2 separate regions of the Homo sapiens genome follow, and region 2 is linked to region 1. Evidence: read pairs that join two places in POLR2A ChIA-PET (ENCODE). Cell type or tissue: PC-9. All regions are shown on one strand. Links, peaks and the distances in the headings refer to the core of each region. The heading gives the core; the rest is flanking DNA. Region 1 overlaps KALRN (kalirin RhoGEF kinase). Region 2 holds the start of LOC124906276 (a long non-coding RNA gene).

The links. ChIA-PET counts read pairs that join two places held together with the same protein. Peaks named below come from ENCODE experiments on the same cell type or tissue, not always from the same donor. Only the 100,000 strongest peaks of a DNase experiment are listed, where the experiment ranks them.
Region 2: POLR2A ChIA-PET joins it to region 1 with 10 read pairs; 4 of 35 experiments call an interaction of 5 or more read pairs at or near these places.

What each region holds. Positions count from the first base shown.
Region 1 is chr3:124,550,446-124,559,180 of GRCh38, reverse strand. All of the region lies in intron 33 of KALRN (kalirin RhoGEF kinase), which reads right to left. It overlaps LOC105374076 (a long non-coding RNA gene), which reads left to right. Exons shown (of 4, transcript XR_001740872.2): 3 at 3,960-4,094. Among named protein-coding and RNA genes, the nearest start is that of UMPS, 180 kb to the left of the region's middle. RefSeq lists a silencer at 3,300-3,491. In PC-9, for the core only: a CTCF peak has its summit at 8,314; a DNase peak (open chromatin) is centred at 6,740; H3K27me3 peaks cover 4,154 bases.
Region 2 is chr3:124,695,954-124,704,688 of GRCh38, reverse strand. KALRN (kalirin RhoGEF kinase) reads right to left here. Exons shown (of 60, transcript NM_001388419.1): 54 at 8,434-8,555; 55 at 6,965-7,096; 56 at 4,656-4,820; 57 at 2,573-2,651. It overlaps LOC124906276 (a long non-coding RNA gene), which reads left to right and starts at 3,666. Exons shown (of 3, transcript XR_007096039.1): 1 at 3,666-3,840; 2 at 4,536-4,773; 3 at 6,096-6,738. In PC-9, for the core only: no CTCF peak of the experiment used is centred there; no DNase peak of the experiment used is centred there; H3K27me3 peaks cover 475 bases.

The DNA of each region.
Region 1 (8,735 bases), core at 402-8,401:
CTCCAGCTCCACAGTGATAGCTGTGCTGGCTTCTTTCCAGCATGGACCGCTACATACATAAGGGACATTTCGTAACCACTCTTTGTAACTCCATCTGCATTTTCAAAGTTCTCACGTTCACCAGAAATGATCATTTTCATTTAGGTCTATTTTTACATGATTAATATTTGGGGATTAACTGAACCTCCTTCTTGTATAAACTGTGTGAGCTAGATTGTCCCTTTGAGCTTCCTCATGTTATGGAAAAGACACAGTTATTCTGTGATGGTTTCCCAATGGCATCCAGAGAGTGAGGACAGGACCCCTGAAGAATTCTCCTGTTGTCATTTCAGAGCTTCCATTTGTGCACCTCTGTGTCTCTGCTCCATTCTCCAAGGCAGCATAGCCTCGTTTAGGGCATGGGCTCTGCAGCTCCTCACCAACTGTGTGACCAGGAGCAAGTTACTTCACCTCTTTGTCTCAATTTCTTCATCTGTCAAATGGGGATAATGACAGTATCTACTTCACAGCTTGTTGTGAAGATTAAATGAGATAGTATTAAAGCACCTAGGATAGTGCCTTAAGCAGAGAGAGCTAAATGATTGTCTAAAAAATAAGTTCTGGGCTGGGCGCAGTGGCTCGTGACTGTAATCCCAGCATTTCGGGAGGCCGAGGGCGGTGGATCACTTGAGGTCAGGAGTTCCAGACCAGCCTGGCCAACATGTTGAAACCCTGTTTCTAATAAAAATACAAAAAATTAGCCAGGTGTGGTGGTGCACACCTGTATTCCCAGCTACTCAGGAGGCTGAGGCAGGAGAATTGCACAAACCTGGGAAGCAGAGGTTGCAGTGAGCCGAGATCATGCCATTGCACTCCAGCCTGGGAGTCACAGTGAGACTCCCTCTCAAAGAAAAAAAAAAATTCTGGCGGTATTAGTGAATTATTATTTAAATTTGGGAGGAAAGGAGTACAGAAGAAATTTTAAACATCAATTTTGATGGCATGTTGTTTGGTAACAGACTGTATCAACTGTATATATGCATATACATTATTATGTAAGTGAATCCTTTTTTTTAAAGTAATCTTCATGGAGTTTTGCCCTAACTAGAAGAACTGACCCTGAGGCTCACTAGGGAAGGTGACTCAGACCTCCCTCAAATCAGCACATACTTTTCCTGTTATGATAAAAACAAAGACATGGTGGGACCGAGGAATCCCTTATGCAAAATGAGGATTCACTCTTGCCTCTTCATTCCGCATTGCTTTCCAGGAAGCTTCCATGTGAAGAAGCCCCCTTACCCCAGAATCTGATACCTGCCCTCAATACTTGCCAACTGAGCCTTCTAACTGTGAATACTGACTTCTGACACTGCCTTGCAGAGCACTTGGATCTGATACTCTTGACAGAGGGGGAGCTGTGCCCAAGAGCGCCCATCAGATAAGTCCGACCTCCTCTTCCTCCCCTGGCTGCCTGCCCTGCAACTTCTTCCATCTGATCATCTGATTCCTCCACAACTCTTAGCCAGCCTTAGGCACCAAGTTCACATGAATTAACATCTACATATGAACAGCCTCACAGGAGGCCAGAGCTGGCTGGCAAAAAATGTAAAGCTGGAGCATATCTACTTGGCACAGTTTCAAGGGCACCGTGAAGTCCTGCCAACTCCTGTGCAAAAACTGTCTTTCTCTCCTCCCCTCAACACTCCCTGCACCTGCTGCTAATGCCTGGAATTCCTCCATCAGAAAGTGATTTCATTTAATTAGGTAATGTCCCTTAACATGAAACACCTCAAACCAGACTATGATTCCCTTCCAAATGCAAAAAGATGAGATGCACCACACAAGTGACATGCAGCTGTACTTTAAGCATGAAAATGCTCATAATAGCATTTTTTCAAATGAAGAAAATTTTACAACAATAACATCACCGCCCCCCTGCCCCAATACTAAAATATAAAAATCTACCCAGTGGGAAGTGGATGAGGGTTAAAAAGCTACCTATTGGGTACTATGCTCACTATCTAGGTGACGGGATCATTTGTACCCAAAACCTCAGCATCACACAATATACCTAGGTGACAAAACTGCATGTGTAACCCTTGAATCTAACATGGAAGTTGAAATTACTTAAAAAACCTAACAGGAAGGGAATGGTTAAATAATTATGATATATCTACTAAGTGAGTAATTAATTATGCAGCCATTAGATTATTTATAAAGCTTTGTAATAGCTTAAATACTTATATAAAGTAAAAAATTTTTTAAGAGGACAAGACGTACAGTTGTATATATAACTGTGTGAACATCATCAACAACTTAGCAACCCTATTCATAGGAAACAGAAGGAAAATTCGTTGAAATGTTAACACTGGTATTGTTGGGTGGTGCACTCTGGGTAATTTTCCCTCTGGCTTTCTGATCTCCAGTATTGCCCAGTGTTTCTCACATAAGTGCTGCTTTATAATGAAAGTAATGATAACATCAACAATAACAATCTCTAAAACAAATCAACAAAGGTAATGGGGAAAAATGCAAATATTTCAAGGAGGTGTAACACTTTGAGGGGAGAAATGGGGGAGCGGATAGACAGTTTCCAATTTTGCTCTAGGGCCACTATAGAAGCTTCAGGAAAGCCCCAAATTGCTGATGATGCTTTAGTATAGCTGCTTCAAATCCTTCCTCTACTAAACTTCTGTCCTCGCCCTACTATAAAACTCTGAAGGCTTCTCCAGAAACTAGGTTCCATTAAAAGAGCTTAGTGCTGTGCTTTTATCTTGAATTGATTATAATTTTTTTTTTAGCAAATGTGTAAAGCAATGTCTGGGCATTTAGGAACATTGTCGTGGAGCTCTGGGATTTCATCAGTTTGTATGTTGGAAGCCCATGGAGCTGCCAGGTCCAATTAAGAGGCTAAAGCTTACAATTTACTTTATCTTTGCTTGCTGGAACTGTGGCTTCTACTAACTGCAACTGAAGGAGCTGTTTGGTTTAGTTGTTTCCCATGGTGTGTAAATGAGCACCATGGTCCCCTGGTCTTGCAGGTCTTGTGAATTGCATAGTAATTAATAGTGGGAAGAATGCAGGAGTGGGAATCAGGAGGCCTTGGTGCTGGTGCAGGTTTTACCCATGTATGACACTCAGCAAACCCCTTCCCTTCTTCATACCTAAATTTCCTCATTTTTAAGATGAGGAAATTGGACTCCAGGGCTGCTTCCAGTTTTAATATTTGATAAATAGAGTAGTTTCTATATTGAATCTCTAACACACAGTGCTACTGAATTTTCTTGAGCACTTATCATTAATGTGTTGCCTTGTTTACATAAATTATGTGTTACTCTTATCCTATGTAAGATACAGAAGAGCAGAGCATTCCGTCTTGCTCATGGTCCTATCTCCCGAGTTTAGAGCAATGCCTGGCACACAGCAGGTGATAAATATCTGTTGAATGCGCGAGTGAATAAATTCCATGAATTATTGCCTGATATATAACTGAGATGCCTAGTTACAATGTCTGAGAGGTGTCTCCCATTGGCTGCCCACCTATTCCTATTAGTATCTTACAGATAACTGTTAATTTTTTTTTCTCAGCCCCTTTCAACCAAATTTATCTTGCCCTTTAATCATGTGACTATATCTCCATGAATTCCTAAACCTGACAAAAACAACATAAGGTGTTAGTGGGGGGAGACACAAATCCACAAGAACAAAGAGAATGGGAGGTAGTAAACAAGATAACTTTATTTATTTATTTATTTATTTATTTATTTATTTATTTATTTATTTATTTTGGGACAGAGTCTCGCTCTGTCACCCAGGCTGGAGTGCAGTGGTGCGATCTCCGCTCACTGCAAGCTCTGCCTTCCGGGTGCACGCCATTCTCCTGACCTCGTGATCCGCCCACCTCGGACTCGCAAAGTGCTGGGATTACAGGCGTGAGCCACTGCGCCGGGCTGAGAACTTTTTTTTTTCTTTAATGATAGAAAGCAGATGCAAGAATGATACTGACTTGGTAGAATGAGAAGATGAGATTCAAGCTCCTGCCAGTTATCTCTGCTCAACCCTCAGACAGCCCCAGGGAGTGGAAGCACCAGACGGCACTGAGGATGGACCTACAGGTGGGGCTAAAACAGGAAGATGGGACTCCTAGATCCCTCTTCTATCCTATGCGCACTTTCCTGAAAAATGAAATTCAGTGAAGGCTTAAATGTAGAATGGAGAGATGGCTAGTATCCTTGTCCCTCTTGGATCCCAGAATGCTAGCAGCCACATATAAACATGTTAGGGAGATTTTAGAATCATTCATGGGAGAAACCAAAAGATGTACAGATACTCAAATACTGACACTTAGAGATCCCTCTCTGCTCCCAAAACCTCCAGTGTCCTGCCAGATCACTTCACAGTGAGAACTTTAAGTCAACAAGTTCCTTCCTTTACACAGAATATTGAGTCAGCCTTTGTGCCTCAGTCATAAATGTGAATATTCAGCTATAGATTACCAGACTTTTCAGAAAAACCTCTCTAACAGAGACCAAAATAAATAAACAGAAAAAGGACCAGGAACTCAGAGGAAACAAAATGCAAGCAGGACAATAAAACATCAGTAACACTATAAAATCCTCAGAAAGATAAGAGAGGATATTGTATCCATGAAAAAAGAACAAGCTGTTACATAAAGGGAAAAAGTTGTAGAGTGAGAAAGAGCTCTCAGAAGTTAAAAATGTTATGGCTGAAATGAGACATTTCATAGATGAGTTGCAAGATAATGTCAAGGAAATTTTCCAGAAAATGGAACAACAACCCTGAAAAAGGAGAATGTAATCTGAGGGCCTTTTGGTCAAGTTGTGCTGCTGGCTTCCTTTGAGCATGTAGCCTACTAAAAACCCCAACTTAATTCACAGGGGCTTCTCAAACCTCCACCTCCCAGGTCAAGTGATTCTCCTGCCTCTGCCTCCCAAGTAGCTGGAATTACAGGCGCATGCCACCAAACCTGGCTAATTTTAGTATTTTTAGTGGAGATGGGGTTTCGCCATGTTACCCAGGCTGGTCTCGAACTCCTGGGCTGAAGTGATCCTCCCACCCTGGCCTCCCAAAGTGCTAGAGTTACAGGCGTAAGCCACGGTGCCTGGCCTGTGCCTGTTCTTTATCTCTGTACTCCCTGCCTAGGCTTCAGAGAACATCTAACTAGACACTGACTCAAGTTTGGGTGAGAAGGGCAGAGCCATACTCTCCTCGGGGAAAGAAGAGGCAGTAGTAGCAACTGGTATTTATTCTCCCTTCTATCTTCATCTCATTGCCCCTGGGGAACCCACACAAGTTGTCAATAGAGATGCGGCTGGGAGGATTAACCCACTGGCAACTTTGCCTCTGCAACACTGACCCTCAGGCTGGAGGTAACTGTCCAACTGTCCTGTCTACAGGGAGGCATCTCCTGGCTCCTTTGTGCTTAACTGAGGCTGTCTATACTGCTGTTTTGATTGTGCTTGCACAGGAAGGCATTTCCTGCAACACACCCTATAGCTTTGGAAGGAGGAAAGAGCTCATAGACATGATTCTGAAAATCCCAAGGCTACCTATAGAAGAGGGAGGAGAGGTGGCTGGGTGAAACCTGATCAAAAAGAGCAATTCATGGTTAGAGAGAGAGAAGAAGTTACGGGCTTCTCTGAAAGCCCCAGGCATTCCTGCAAATTGTCTACTGTATGGACTGTGCAACACTGGAAAACTGAGCTTCAGAGGAAACCAGGCCAAAGACCAGAGACGATTTTCACAGAAGTGCAAAATGTCATCAAACCTCAGTTATTCAGATGTGGGTAACCATTTCCCTTTCTGTGGATTACTGGGTCTGGAGCTAGACTGCTTAGGTTTGAATCTGTCTCAATCGCTACTATCTGTATCATCTGGAGCAAGTTAATTAGTCTCTCTTTGGCTCATTTTCCTTATCTGTAAAGTAGGAATCATATTAATTCCTGCCATATAGAGTTATTGGAAGGATTACATTAACACAGGTAAACCCTGATATGCATTACATGCTTAATAGATGTTATATATTGTTTATCCAGTAATCATAACTTGGCATGCACTTGAGATGTGTTTTCTTGCACTGATATCTTGTGTCGAGGGAGTAGAAATCCATTTCCAGGGCTGGGCGCGGTGGCTCACGCCTGTAATCCTAGCACATCAGGAGGCCGAGGTAGGCAGATCACCTGAGGTCAGGAGTTCGAGACCAGCCTGGTCAACATGGTGAAACCCTGTCTCTACCAAAAATACAAAAATTAGCCGGGCATGGTGGCGGGCGCCTGCAATCCCAGCTACTTGGGAGGCTGAGGTGGGAGAATCACTTGAACCTGGGAGGCGGAGGTTGCAGTGAGCAGAGATTGCACCACTGCACTCCAGCCTGGGCGACAAGAGTGAAACTCCATCTCAAAAAACAAACAAACAAAAATAAATCAATTTCCAAAGCACCCTTAATGACATATCTTGAGATAATCTGGCAGACTAGAAAGAAAAAAATAGTAAACTATTCCCAAACCCACGGTTCAAAGATTTAGTACCCTAAATTTAGGCTATAATTTCCCTTTGTAGGGCCACGGATGTGACTTTCTGCTCTTCCTATACTGGGCATCCTAGAGAAACAACAGATTGGAATCAGACTGGGAAGAGAATTCTTGGAACTGGTTGCCAAATCAGGGTAGATAATACATGTTTATTTACACTGTGGTTGTAGGGTGGAGGTCAAGGTATCCAGTCACACATAGAAACCTGGCAAACTAATTCCTGGAAAGAGGCCAAGCTCTCCTCTGGTTGACCAGGAAACTCTGGTTGGTCTAATTATTGTTAGGTAATCTGGGGACGGGCAGCCTGTCTGCCAGGACTGGAGATGGGAAGAGGGCACATGCGGAGCACCTGAGAGGGGAACAACCTGCCTCTGTAAGGGGTCTGGCTGGGAGCGGGGTGACTTACAGATTCGTGTTCAGAAGAAACAGCGCATTCTAAATGCTTTGATTCAGAAAGCAAATACTCCTGGTCACTGTCTCTCAGGCCAGAAGAAATGTCAGCAGACATCTTGTTAATTTTTCATCCTCAGGCAGACTAAGATAATAATTAACATCTGTATGGCCCTTTATAGTTTATAAACTATTTCATAGACATCATCTGACCCTCATAGATCTCATAAGGTTGGCATTATCATCCAATTTTATAGATGAGGAAATTGAGGCTCAGAGAGGTAAAATGACTAGCTAAAGATTGCATCCTAATAGCTAACTGCAAAGGCAGGACTCCAAGCCTAATGAGTCCAGCCTCCTCATCCATGCACTTATTCTTCTTCACCAGCCAGCTGCTGTGCTGGGCATGGGGCATACAGCAGTCAGGGAGACAGCTGTGATGTCCCTACCTGCACCATGCTTACAGTCTCTAAGGAGACACACATCACGTGTATGCATGCTGAATGTGACAACAGGAGAAATGAGGGATGCTGGCCCAGGGTTGGGGAATGGGGTCCCTCAGAAAGTGATTGGCTCTTACCAGTGCTGCCTCAGTCCATTGCTCCACTTGCTACTGCTGTGGTTGTGTCTTCTCAGAGCTGTTTATCTTGTTAGTTTGTGAGCCCTCCCTTGGCTGCAACAGTCAATAACATCTTCACGCCCGCTTAGCTAGGAGCCAGCAGGACCCTCGAGCATCTGCCTCTTTCTAGGTCAGTTGCTGAGCACCACCAACATGAGCCCATCTCCAGCTGTGCTGGCACCACCCCAGATCCAGCACATGTGCCCAGCAATGAGTAGAATTGGTATCAGCAACGGAAAGGGTTCCCAGCATCTTAAAGCATCTTCATGTCAAGTTTTTGCCCTCAGCAAATTACTGTTAGGGTTTCCCCTTATCCCTGACCTTACCTTCTTCAGTGTAAAGACAGGCCTTTATCTATGACCCCATACTTTCCATTTGCTCAGGTTAACCCACTTACTGGGTGAGTCCTAATGTGATTTTCTGCTCCCATCTGCTATTGTTGGTTGGTTTTGCTTTGGGACTGACTGCTTCCCCATGCCTCACCTCTGGTTCATGACATCATGCCTCCTTTGTCTCCTCCTCTCACCATCCTCTCTGGATACCAACCATCATGACATGCCCTCTAGGGAACACTTTGTACTGTTCCCTTGAACATGTGCATGGTTTATGATCCAGCTCCATCTTAACTTTTTATTTATTTATTTATTTATTTTGAGACGGAGTCTTGCTCTGTCACCCAGGCTGGAATGCAGTGGTGCGATCTCGGCTCACTGCAAGCTCCATCTCCCGGGTTCATGCCATTCTCCTGCCGCAGCCTCCCGAGTAGCTGGGACTACAGGCGCCCACCACCACGCCCGGCTAATTTTTTGTATTTTTAGTACAGACGGGGTTTCACCGTGTTAGCCAGGGTGGTCTCGATCTCCTGACCTCATGATCTGCCCACCTCGGCCTCCCAAAGTGCTGGGATTACAGGCGTGAGCCACTGCGCCTGGTCTTAACTTCTTAATTTTCAATTCAGACTGGCTCTCCAGGGACAAAAAGAGTAAAGGCAGAGGTCTAGTGGCACTAAGTAGCCACTAGAGGGAAGCAAAAGCTAGGCTTTTCTAAAGGAAACACGTGCTTGGGTTCCTTGATCAGAAGACTGGTCCCAAAGAGACTCATACTACACTGGCTAGGGCAACCACCAGCCCTCAGAGGAAATATAAGACAAAAAAAATTGCATACAGTAGGTGGCACATATTGGGGGCCCAATACAT
Region 2 (8,735 bases), core at 331-8,330, 150 kb before region 1:
GTAGTCCCAGCTACTTGGGAGGTTGAGGTGGGAGGATCACTTGAGCCTGGAAGGTCGAAACTGCAGTGAGCAGTGATCATGCCACTGCACTCAAGCCTGGGCAACATAGTGAGTCCCTGTCTCAAAGAAAAAAGAAAAAAGAAAAAAAAAGAATTTCCATGTATTATTTCCATTCTGTTAATGTACAACATTTTGAAAAGATCTTCTGAAAATATAAGGACTATTCTTAGGAGAGAGGACAAGCTTCAGGCTGTTAGAGACTTTAAAACAAAAACATCGATTACTTTTGAACAGATAAGAAAATTGATCTTCCCTTTGAGAAATATCAAATCAGCCATCTGTTTTAGCTAAAACATGACTTAACCTATGGCTAATAATAGCAAACACATGCCTCCAGGAGGAATTAACTGGGGCATCCGGGTGATGAAACCAATTTCATTTAGAACTAGCTGGGGATTTAATCGGCCCATTATTGGGGGTCATGTTTAGCTTCACAAATTTCAATATAATAAAGCAAACTAGATTTCAGTTACTAGAGCTTATTTTGGACAATAATCGATATGATGAGAAACAATATATGCTAGTAAAACAAGACCAGGCTTGGAGTTGGGTAGCCCAGAATTTGAATCCTGGCTCCACACCTCCTAGTTGTGGGGCTTTAAGAAAGTTACTTAACCTCCCTGACCCTGAGTTTCCTTTACTGAAAATATACTTCAGGCTGGGTGAGATGGGTGGCTCACACCTGTAATCCCACACTTTGGGAGACTGAGGCAGGAGGATTGCTTGAGCCCAGGAATTTGAGACCAGCCTGGGCAACATAGTGAGAACTCCATCTCTACAAAACAACAACAAAAGATTCTTTTAAAAGTTTGCCAGGTATGGTGGTGTGCACCTGTAGTCCCAGCTACTTGGAAGACTGATCATCCTCCCCGCAAGCGTGGGAGGATAGCTTCTTAGGAGATTGAGGGTGCAGTGAGCTATGATACTGCCACTGCATTCCAGCCCTGGTGACAGAGACAGACCCTGTCTCAAAAAGAGAAAAAAGAAGACAAAAAGACAATATACTCAGCCTGGTGCAATGGCTCAGGCCTGTAATCTCAGCACTTTGGGAGGCTGAGGTAGGAGGATTGCTTGAGCCCAGGAGTTCAAGACCAGCCTGGGCAACATAGCAATAACCGATCTCTATCTTTTTTTTTTAAATCTGCTCAAACAGTATCTCATAGTGTTGTATGGATTAAATTAAATAATGTTTGTGTATTAAGCAGTAGAGCTCAAACAAACAAAAATAACATTTGTATATAGTATCTGCTTAGTATCTAGAATACTATAGATACTGAGATCATCATTATCATCATCACCATTACATAAATTTCCTTGGCTTTTTTTCTTCTGTTTGGCTACACAAAGAAGACAGGAAAGGAGAGGTAGAGTTTGTTTTTGATGAAAGGTGCTGTAACGGAAGGCAGTGAATGATATTGTGACTCCTGCCTAAGACACAGGCAGAAGGACCATTTTGGTTTCCTCTACAACGTCGGTCACAACCACGTCAGTTAAAAAATGTTATGCTTCACTGAGAAATGCTAATCAGAGCTAGAAATGATGTCAATGGCCCATCGTTAGTGGGTATTCTTTTATTTATACATCCGGGGGGAAGGATCTTACGGGTGGGCAACCTGTAAGATCTACCTACATTCCCTCACACAGACCACCTGGAGACCAAAGCATGCATAGGGATGAATGCCTTTTGTTTCTTTCCCATAGACTATTTTGTGGGCCAGGTGATAGATTTTTAATTTTTCTGTTAAAAGTCATATTTTTATCTGTTTTATTTTTGAGGACACACTAAATGTTCTCTAACCAAAATACTGCAAGTGAGAAAGAGAGAGAAAGAGAAAGGTATGGAGTGTATGTGTGTGGCAGGGGGAGGATTGGGATTAGAAATACTCATAAAATAATTAATGTGCTTGGTACACGGGCAATATAGAGATGTATATCCAACAATTAGTGATTGCACAGTCTTCCCAGGAACATGTGGAAATTTTTACAAAAAGTAACCATGTACTACTCATAAAGCAAGTCCAAACAAAAACCAAGGAATCAGTACCATATAGATTTTCTGACCACAATGCAAATTAAGTTAGAAATCAGTAATAAAAAGATACTTTAAAAAAACTCATACCTTTAAAAATCTCATATATATTAAAACATGTTTCCATTATAACCAGGTCAAAGAAAAATTCACAGTTGAAGACAACTACATATAACTTATAAGGAAAATACTGCATATCAAAACTCAGGACCTATAGCTAAAATTGTACTTTGAAGAAAATTTTGGGCCTTAATTTCTTATATTAGAAAAGAAGAAAGGTTGACAACTGATGAATGAAGCATCCAACTTAAGAAGTTAGAAAAAGAACAGTAGAAAATACAAACGAATATTTTAGTTTTTTTCTTGCTATGGAGAGAATTGCATTTGTAAAAGAAATAAACAATGACAACAACAAAAAGTTACTGTTCTGATGTGATGTTGCTAGGTGTTCATGAATGAAGGAATATAAAACTGTGTCATTACCTTCCAATTTCATTCAGCTCAGTGTAAGCTGAGTCAAAATTTTCCTTCCAAGAAATGGTGGCACCATCAGCAGCAGCATCTTCGGAAGAAAGAGAATCCATTTACAATATCGAGGATGTCATATAAGAATAAAGAAAAAATTAACAGAAAAGCTCCAGAGTAACCCCAAAGCAATTCTCATGACCAAATATGGAGTCTGACTCAGTGGGAAAATGCCATGATTCTCTGGAATGTTATTTTAAAAAATCATCCAAGGGGAAACTGACATGACAGAGTCAGCTTCTCTCTCCCATCTACTTAAACAAAGGGAAAACGCAGTACAATCAGAAATATGACTTATGGATATTTTATAAGATAAATTTAGGAGAAAAATTTAAAAGGGATAAAAGAACACTTTGAAGACCTAGAAAAGCTCGTGAAAATCAGGGGTGTAAGGAGGATGCAGAGAGAGAAGGGAAAAGTTACAAGGTCAAGAAAGGAGAAAAGGAAAAGACATTTTAGAAATTTCTCTTTCTAACCTGAGCCACATAGCAAGACCCTGTCTCTACAAAAAAATCAAAAACTAGCCAGGTATGGTGGTGTACACTTGTAGTCCCAGCTACTCAGGAGGCTGAGGTTGGAGGATCACTTGAGCTCAGGAGGTCGAGGCTGCAATGAGCTATGATCGCGCCACTGCACTCCAGCCTGGGAGACAGAGCGAGACCCTGTCTCCAAAAAAAAAAAAAAAAGAAAGAAAGAAAGAAAAAGAAAAAATTATCTTCTTATCCCGCTCTTCTCAGGCATTAATGAGCTTATCTGGTATACTGAAGGATTTAGCTTAACCCACAATATATGCCTGAGTAGATTCTTTGGCAGTATTACCTTGTGTGATGTGTCAATTCCTTGGCAATGATTCACGCACGCGTGCACACACACACGCACACAGAGCAAGCACAGCAATACGCATTTGTGTCATCTGTTGGGGACCAAGGTTCACAAATAGCAAAACACACAGCATCATCCGGGGCTGGAGCAAGTGAGCAGCCTGGGAGGAGAGGGGTCACATGAGCAGCTTGGCTCAGCTGACCCTGGAGCCAGTTCCCTCAGGTTTCCCAGAGCACAGCCTGGCTGAGACTGAAGGCGGCTTATCCATCTTGAATTCTGAGGAAACAGAGACCCAGGGCGTAGGTTTCTGCAAGAGTCACAGGCTCGTGGGAACAAAGTCAAAGTCACTGGGAGAAAACCGGGCTGACTGTGGGACTGGAACTGGAGAGCATTTCTGGATTCAGGTGGGGGCAGAGGTGATTTAGAGGGTTTCCCAAACCCCTCTGGAGACTCCAGAATTCCCTTAACCCTAAGGCACACAGGTCCATGGTCTTTCGAGTACAGTCAGCTGCCCCCCACCCACTGCTCTCCCCAGTACACACAGACCACTCCCTTGCACTGCCCAAAATCTCACCATTTGGAGATTTCTTTAGGATAGCCAAGTTTTCTCTTTCAAAATGTCCCTGGGACGAAGATGTTTTGGGCAAAATAAGAACCTTATTTGTAAAATACTCATATTTAGCTAGCTATATGTGTATCTTAGTTACTTTTTCAACAAATCTACATAAAATTATACCCATGTTGAAAAAAGAAATTCTGGGATGATTGGGGGTGAGGAAACTATGAAATCCTCATGTTGTAATGAAGTCCTTCAGCCAGGTTGCTTTTCTTTCCCCCATTTGAAGTGGGTGAGTCCCTCATGCAGGGAGGTACATTTACGGCTGGCAGGGGTGCCCGGGTGGGAGGAGGCTTTGTATTACTGTCTCAGAAGAGGGGCAGAGAACATCCACAGGACTCATGACTCCTGCCTGTAACTCTCCATTCCTGGGGACATACTCATTCCCCAGGGAACTTGGCAGGTGCAGGGGTAGGCATGGGTGCAGACCTAACATTTGCCCAAGATGCTTGGAGCTATACTTTACAGAAACATTCTTCTTAGTCCTCTAAAAGGTGCCTCTTGCATGGTGGCCTGACATGTCAACGTGCCCAGGAGTCTGTGACAGGCAGCCAGGTGCCTCAATCCCACTGCCTGGGGGGCCAGGGCTGGGCTGGGACTCACCATATTCTGGAAGTCGCACAAACTCCGAGGGCTCGCTGGGAAGGCTGATTCCCCAGGGGTTACTGGCACTGACTCTGAACTGATAAGGACACCCGGGACTAAGGTCTTCGATGACGAGGTAAGTGTCCAAGGTCGAAGCCACTGACTGCTGCCAGATCTGAGAACCTAGTGTACAGTTTCCCAGGAGAGGGAAAGAGAAAAGCCAAAGGGATATTGTTTCAAAGACCTTCAGCAAACAAAGACAGGAAAATAGACACATTCAATTCAAGGGATGCTTGTGGTTACCGTGTCAGGCTCTGAAAGCCTGTAGGCTAACTATGGTAGTTTGGATTCGGTTTCCTAAATGACGGAATAAATGGTGAGAGGCGTGGAAGAAGCTGGCCTATAGATTCTGTTCACTTTCAAATGTGCAAGTGCCAGAGTAAAAAGACATAGATAATACAGAATTTACAGGGGACACATGGCAAACTTTTAATAAGGCCAGAAGAGTATATTTTTAGTTAATAACATGAGAGAAAATATGCATTTGGAAATGGAAACAAAATGGAAAGTAACATGTATTGAACACTACGTACACGTAAAATACTGTGGAAGGTGTTTTCAACATAATTCTCTCATAGTTAAATGAGATTTAAGACAGAAAGTTAATTCTGTCTTAAATCCACAGAAACCCAGTGAGGTAGAGACCGCTAATCTTACTTTACAGATGTAGAAACTGAGCCTCAGAAATATTGAACAATTTGCCCAAGAGAACTTAGTTAATGAGCTGAACTATGAACTGGATAATGCTAAGGTAAACATGAACTTTGTAAAATGTGTCTCCCAGCTCACTATTAATACTTTTGTGCTAACCTGGGAGACACAAGAGTGAACAGCTTAAGAAGGATGCAGAAATAAATGGGTTTATAACTGCATAGGGCCTGTTTAATAAGAAAGAAGGAGAAAGAAGAGTTAAAATAATAAGCATAATGGAAAGTAGAATAAAACAAATGGTTTTGGTTCGGGGGATAGGGTAGCAAGCACTTGCTTTCAGTTCAATTGTGTAATTCCTAATGTTATTCAGAGTAATTGTGTTATTACTGTGAATAACTGTAGTTGTGTTATTAACAATTAGAGCTATCTGGCAGCTTCTTATTTTAACTAATTCTTGCTAACTAGATGGAAGTCTCAGTTGTTTCTAACTGCTGAAGAAATATATTCACTTTTAGCATGTAAATGTAACAAATTTTAACAGTTTAAATTGCACAATTTTAAACGGCACAATTAAAAAATATATATTCTCTTAATTTTATCTGGGGATAGGGGGTGTAGAACTCCACCCGTACTACACTAGTTATTTCTCTGGGAGAAAGATCACAAATTATCCAAGTAGACATCTGGGTTCTAGTGCTAGCTCTGCCTCTCACTAACTATAATCTTGTGTTTCTTAACTTTCTTTAGGCCTCAGCCTCCCACTCTGTAAAATGGGATTGATCATCCCTGTCTGGGTGATCGAGCATGTTAAGTAGGGATACATGCATGAAGACACCTTGAAACCTGCCCTGGGTCATAAATATGTCAGGGAGGTTTGGATCATCTTAGCCAAAACAGCTGCTCGACATCTGGGATCAGAAGGCAGCTGTAATCTGGCACTGAGGCCTCTGTGCTGAGTTGGAAGACACAACAAGGAACAACTTCTGAAAGATGAGGAGGCTAATATGTTCACAATTCTGAAGGACCTCCTAGAGACGAAGAGAAGACAGAAAAACAAGAGCAGGAGGCCGGGCGCGGTGGCTTACGCCTGTAATCCCAGCACTTCCGGAGGCTGAGGCAAGTGGACTGTTTGCGCTCAGGAGTTTCACAGCAGCCAGCAGCCTGGGCAGCATAGTGAGACCCTGTCTCTACTAAAAATACAAAAATTAGCCGGGTGTGGTGGTGTGCGCTTTAGTCCCAGCTACTCAGGAGGCTGAGGTGGGAGGTTGGCTTGAGCCCAGGAGGTGGAGGCTGCAGTGAGCCCACATTGCACCACTGCACTCCAGCCTGGGTTGATGGAGCCAAACCCTGTCTCAAAAAAAATAAACAATAAAAATAAAGGAAAATAAAAGTGGCTCATGCCTGTAATCCCAGCACTTTGGGAGGCCAAGGTGGGAGGATCACGTTAGCCCTGGCGTTTGAGACCAGCCTGGGCAATATAGCAATAGCCTGTCTCTATTCAAATTTTTGAAAAAATGGTTAGCATGGTAAATTTTATTATGTGTGTTTTACTGCAATTTTAAAAATAAATGTTTTAAAAGAAGAGAAAAGAAAAAGAAGAGCAGGAGATAGTGCACCTTCCTCTCTGTACTCCACAGTGTAACCAGAAATAGTGCAGTTTCCTGTGCTGGAGGGGGGCAGCCAGCGGAGAATCACGGAGGTGCAGCTTCTCTCCTGGGCAATGGGGCGGTTAGGGGCTGCTGGAACACCTATGGAGACAGAAATCAGGATCAGGTGCTATTTCTGCAGAACTTGGCATTTTACACCAAGGTATAAGTCATCTAGGAAACATTACCTAACCGATGTCACAATTTTTTCCTGTGACCTTCTCCACCAAGTGGCATACCTTTCTCCAGGCCCAAGGCAGATGTGGGAGACACACCATGCTGTCTGAAGTTCTTCCTTGGGCTAAATACTGCACCCTGAAGATAAAGCTTGGCCAGGGAACTAACATGTTGATGGTAGGTTTATGGTAGGCCACAGACAGCTCTTAGCAAAGATTCGTTCTCGTCTCATTTGCCAGAACTTTATTTTTGAATTTTTACAATGGACATTTTCTCCCCCAGGTCGCAGGGAGCCCTTATAATGTTCACTTAAAACGTAGTGCCAGGTGTGCTGGCTGACGCCTATAATCCTAGCACTTTGGGATGCCAAGGCAGGAGGATCACTTGAGCCCAGGAGTTCGAGGCTCCATCACTACAAAAAGTTTAAAAAATGAGCTGGGCATGGTGGCACATGCCTATAGTCCTAGCTAGTTGGAAGGCTGAGGTGGGAGGATAGCTTGAGCCTGGGAGGTTGAGGCTGCAGTGAGTGGTGTCATGCTACTGCACTCCAGCCTGAGCGACAGAGCAAGACCCTGTCTCAAGAAAAAATAAAGTTTGAGTAACACAAATTGATAGAGACAGAAAGTAGAGCAGTGGTGGCCAAGAAGCACTGGGGAGGAGGGAATGGGGAGTCATTGTTCAACAGGTACAGATGCAGTTTCAGAAAGATGGGAAGATGAAAAAGTTCTGTGGATGGATGGTGGTGATGGTAACCCAAAAATGTGGATGTACTTAATGCCACTGAACTGTACACTTATTTATTTATTTTTAAGCTGTACATTTAAGATGGTTCAGATGGGATGGGCACAGTGGCTCATGCCTGCAATCCCAGCACTTTGGGAGGCCAAGACGGGAGGATTGCGTTAGCCTTGGAGTTTGAGACCAGCCTGGGCAACATAGCGAGACCCTGTCTCTATTTGAATTTTTTAAAAAATGGTTAAGATGGTAAATTTTATTGTGTGTTTTACTGAAATTTAAAAAATAAATGTTTTAAAAAGTATTGTAGAAAACACAGCAAAATCCCATCTCTACAAAAAATGCAAAAAAAATTAGCGAGGCATGGTGGTGCATGTCCAGCTAATCGGGAGGCTGAGGTGGTTGGAGTGCTTGAGCCTGGGAGGTCAAGGCTGCCATGAACAGAGATCATGCCTGGGCAGCAGAGCAAGAACCTGTCTAAAAATATATATATATTTCAAAAGGTTTGACTAACAAAGAGGCTGTACCTTGCACTTTGACTGTTGCAGACGTTGATGTGGTCCCGTGGTCATTTGTTGCTATGCAGGTATAAATCCCACTGTCTTGGGGCATCAGATTACAGATCTTCAGGGTGATTTCTCCAGAATCACTAGGGACACCAAAAGGATGCTCTTCAGACTCCAGTAATGAGACACTTGACTGCTGGGTAAAATCCCATAGGGTTGGCCCATGGTGTGCTGAGCTGAGAGTCCTCAGGCCCGAGGTCAGTCCCTGGTCTGTGAGCTACCTACCACCCTGTTTCTCTACATCCCCAGTTCCTTATATGGAA